Regions from separate parts of the Homo sapiens genome. Here region 2 is linked to region 1. The links are chromatin loops, found by intact Hi-C in ENCODE. Cell type or tissue: mammary epithelial cell. All regions are shown on one strand.

Evidence for each region. Peaks named below come from ENCODE experiments on the same cell type or tissue, not always from the same donor. Only the 100,000 strongest peaks of a DNase experiment are listed, where the experiment ranks them.
Region 2: it touches region 1 in a loop (18-fold over the local background); 1 of 110 quality-filtered maps calls a loop at or near these places.

Annotation. Positions count from the first base shown.
Region 1 is chr7:20,894,331-20,896,830 of GRCh38, reverse strand. The region is part of intron 2 of LINC01162 (long intergenic non-protein coding RNA 1162); the gene reads right to left. Among named protein-coding and RNA genes, the nearest start is that of LINC01162, 60 kb to the right of the region's middle. In mammary epithelial cell, no CTCF peak of the experiment used is centred here; DNase peaks (open chromatin) are centred at 1,070 and 1,830; H3K27ac peaks cover 2,479 bases.
Region 2 is chr7:21,105,080-21,107,579 of GRCh38, reverse strand. No RefSeq gene overlaps it. Among named protein-coding and RNA genes, the nearest start is that of LINC01162, 270 kb to the right of the region's middle. In mammary epithelial cell, no CTCF peak of the experiment used is centred here; DNase peaks (open chromatin) are centred at 969 and 1,889; H3K27ac peaks cover 2,402 bases.

The DNA of each region.
Region 1 (2,500 bases):
CTTCAAAAGATTTTTAAAAACAGCTCTCCTCTTACTTACACTGCCATAAATGAAAAATCATTTATAAGCAACATGCAGAAATTACATAATATTTTAATAGGATATTGTATTTTATTTGCTCCTTCATTAAATATTGATTTGTAGACTAACTTCTTTTTTTGTGCCAAAAGAAGCTAAGCACCAACTGCCTATGAACTGGTTACAGATATAAGCATTTCTATGTTTCCAAGTCGCTTCTATAGTTAGAGACTATTCAAAAAGTATATGTATCTCCAAATAAGGGGCGTTATTGTTAGGATCCAAATAACTTAATGTAAAAGACAAAAACATATAACATAAATTCACTACATCAAAAGATCCTTAGGAGCCAAGACTGTTCTCCCTTGGCTACCTTCAGCATAGTGCCTTACATATAGTTGATACATAGTGCATATCATTGTAACAAACTACTTAATGTTTAATATGGAGGAGCCAGTTCTTTAAAGCTTACTCTGTGTATTCATAAACACACACACACACACACACACACACAGGATTAGGTTTCCATACTTTAAAAATATGCTCTCTACCTCAATCTCAGCTAACCTTCTGTAACTAAACCAAGACTGAAGAACATTTCAGTAATTTTTAAAAATGCAAACATCAGACATCCATCTTTTAAAAAGTGATCGTAGAATTCTCCTAGCAACAAATCCCCATTAAAATAGCTCCAATGCCACAGAAAACCTTATGTCAAAAAAAAAAAAATTAACAGAGTCTATTTCCTATTAGCTAGAAGAAATTCATGACCAGCATCTGTGGCTGCTCCCTATTGTACCTCACTGTCTTTATTTGGGGAGGGGTATGCAGAGATGGTCAGAGCCATGGGTCTAGGGACAAATTTAAGACATGTTATTCGTTTCCCACCAAAGACCCAGTAGTGAAAGGTTTCATAATAGTGTTGTGAGAATCTACTTTGAAAATGAAAGAATGTTTATTGAATCTCCAATACAATAATCATGTGTTTTCTACCAGCGCCTCAACGGTGAGGAAGTGACTACTTCTTAAATTCAATGCTTGCGTCCAAATGACTCATGAGTCTGGAGACAAGAATATCAGTGTCTTAAGACCCACTTTTTGAAAGTCTCCCTGAGGCTACCCAAGTGTATTAATAGCCGAGACATGTGCTGGGATACTGTCAAATGAGAATTTAAGGTGAAAAAGACCCTATTTATCTTACCTGAAAAATGACTTTAGAAGACTAGTATTTAGCTTCATTTATTGACTTTTTGAACTTTCTAACAGCTGGTGGACTTCTTGTGCCTAGTTTTGCAATCTTCTGCTCTTTCTTCCAACCTTCTAAGCACTACATTTTTAAAAGATTATTATTTCTCTGAGCTGAGATTGGAAAATGTTTTATTGAGAAGCATTTTCAGTTGCCTACAACTTGGTGAAAAGGTGCTTACTCTTGCTGTTGAAATTTTGTACTGATACGATATTTGGAGAAATATTGATTAATGTGAGCATATTTTAAAACTGCTTAAGGTTCACTAGTCAACTTTTAGCCTTTCTTTAGGTTGCAGTCCTATAGCAAGTGCACTAAGGAATGATTTTTGCTACTACTTCTCCTCGTCTTTCCTCCAGCTTTTTCTTTTCTACATTTTTTTTACTTAAAAAAAAAAAAAACCTTTAAATTTTGCTTACAGACCCAGAGCAATCTGAAACAACCAACACAACCAAAACAACCACAGTAAAATAAGAAGAAGTATGTGTGGGTATATATTTATTTCAAGCATTTCATAGACACTTACTTTCCTGAGGTTAACAAATATACACAATGAACAATGTGTGGTAAATTTGGATGAGTCATTCCTGTATATAGAATCTCTGGAAATCTCAACCACTGTTTTTGTCAGTCATCAGCTGATTTCATTCTCATAACTCCTGAAGAAAATAATTTTAATTTCTACCATGAAAAATATGTTGTACAAAATGCATTTGCATGAACAGAATGGACAAGTTAGTAATAATGCATGAACATTAATCATGTAATTTACCTTTTACATTTAAACACTGTACTAATGAAAACATCTGTCATTCCCTACTAAGTTATATGTCACTCTCAAAATCAGGGAATTAAGATCCTTCTAAAACCCAAAAGAATCTGGAAATTAACAATGCATCCTTTTTCTTTATTTTTCTATAGGCTATCACAAAAATCTCACTTAAGAATCAGAACAAAAGCTGTACCCTCAGTGTCTCAGCTACCCTTTGCTGCATAACAAACTACTACGAAATTTGGTGGTTTAAAACAAAAAGTCTTCTCTGGGCTTTGCCTGAGCTCACTCATGTGGTTACACTCAGCTGGAGGATCAGATGGGCTGCAGGGTCCAAGGTAGCCTCACTCAACTGTCTGATATTTGGTGTTGGCTGTCAGCTGGGAAGCCTCAGTTCACCTAATGGCTTTTCATCCTCCAGTAAGCACAAGTTTCGTCACACAGAGGTCTCAGGGTAGCATTCT
Region 2 (2,500 bases), 210 kb before region 1:
CTTGTGTCCTTCCCGTGTGCCAGGCACTGAGTTAAGACTTTACATAAACTCTCAATTTTAACCCTTACTACACCTTATAAGGAAGGTGTTCTCAGTAGACGCATTTTACGAATGAGTAAACTGATTTTTGAGGAGTTAAGTCGTTTGCTCAATATCCTACAGCTTGTATGAGGTAGTGGCAGGATTTGAAACCAGGTTGTGTCTTATTTTAGAATGAATGTTCTGAACTTCTGCCATACTGCCTGCCCATGGGAGTGTGCTGAGTCATTCCTCCATGAACTAAAAAAAGTTTCAATGGGCCCTGAGGCTCAAGCCTATAATTCCAACACTTTGGGAGTCCGGGGCAGAAGGATCACTTGATCACAGGAGTTCCAGACCAGCCTGGGCAACATAGTGAGATCCTGTCTCTATAAAAAAAAATATGAAAAATTGGCCAGGTGTGGTGGTACACCTCTAATTCAGCTACTCAGGAGGCTGAGATGGGAGGATTGCCCAGGAGGTTAAGGCTGCTGAGAGCTATGATTGCTCCACTGCTCTCCAGCCTGGGCTACAGAGCCTTTTCTGAATTTATAATATGGGCATGCTAGACCAGCAAAGCATAGACACTAGACAATAGTTCTTCTGGCATTTCCCATGCAAATGAGTCTCTTCAAGCCACCCAGTTCCGCATGAGGTTACTGTATTCTATAGCCCTCTATGGGGCACAGAAGTCAGATACCTCCTTTTGATAAAAATGATTACATTGCCCCAGCATCCTTTATCTACAGGGCCACTGCATTGGGTGCTTGGACAAGTTAGTTCTCGCATAGAGAGTAAAGCATCACTGTTTACTTCTTTTTTCATTCTTATGAGGATGAGTGTTGAGGCTGGAATTAAAGCTGAAAGTTGGGATTACTTCCTGGCAGGAAATGTTGTTCTGTCTTCTCTTCAAGTGTCTGTGCCCCTCTGTTGATTACCTCCTGCCACACCCTCGTTATTACACACGACAAAAGGGTGGGGAGGGTTGCAGGGAGAGAAAATAATTTAGGCGGGGTCAGGTTCTTGTTCACCTCATCATTTGGTTCATTTCTTCCATGCTCAGAACTCCCTTTGTCATCAAGGAGAAAGAGAACCCGGGGGAGGAAGGGAAAGATGACTGGGCCTGAAGTAATTTATAACCACAGGCAACTAGATCATTTTATACCTAAATGATGCTTTCTCAAAATCTCATCATTCATACCAGAAGTATTTCTTATGGAGTAATATTTCTGTGCTTATGAAAACATTGTGTACAGTTGAACTTGCTCAATCTGTGAACATTTTGCCTCTTCAAAGAGTTGGGGAAAGGGTATTATGTCATTATAGTGTTAAAACGCGTCAGTGACTTGATCATTTGAAATGCTTTAATAAAAATGAATCCTATTAGCTGATTCTGATTATCTAGCACCAGACTTTATAGGCTTTTAAGACATTTTCCAGTTGTCAGATTTTTTTTTTTCTGTGAGACATTTAAATATTTAGATTCCATTCTTTCTGGGTATTCTAAATATAGGAAAAAGATGTCTCAATAGCAGAAATATTAACAGGATTACTCTGTGGACTGTCTTCCCTAATGTCCTTTTGAAAATCATATTATTGGATTATATATCAGACATCTTTGATTTAAGTCAAGTAGTGGGTAGAGACCCAAGATTCAGTCCCGTTAAGAGGAGGTATTTGTTTAAAAAAAAAATACATTATTATGTCTGGTATGGTTTAGCTGTGTCCCCACCTAAATCTTATCTTGAATTGTAGTTCTCATAATCCCCATGTGTCATGGGAGGGACCCAGTGGGAGGAAAGTGAATCATGGGGGTGGTTATCCTTATGCTGTTCTTGTGATAGTGAGTGAGTTCTCACAAGATCTGATGGCTTTATAAGGGGCTTTCCCCCCTTTGCTCAGCGCTTCTCCTTCCTGCCGCCATGTGACTAAGGATGTATTTGCTTCCCCTCCCACCATGATTGTAAGTTTCCTGAGGCCTCCCCAGCCCAGCAGAACTGAATCAATTAAACCTCTTTTCTTTATATAAATTACCCAGTCTTGGGTATGTCTTTATTAGCAGTGTGAGAATGGACTACTACAATCGCCAATTAGAAAGAGCAAAATATGGCTCACTGAGCTCATCCAAAAACTTCCCCAATAGTAGTAACTACCAATAAAGGCTATTTTGTGTGACAGTAAAGTATACATTTAAATGTGTGCTTCTCATATATTTCTTGGACTCTTCAGCAAAACTCATTTCCATACATGAACAGGTACATTATACATTCCTGTGTGGGTGCGTGTACATGGGCACGCGTGCACATACACACACACAAACACACACACACACACACACTGATTTTTATGATAAAGTAATAGGAATCCTGCAGGTGGAAATAATTTTTATATACCAAGCAGTTACACTTTTCATTGCAAGTTTTTTCTTCTTACCCTGGGACTTTACTCCCATTTTAGCTAGACCAGGAAGAATCCACTTTTT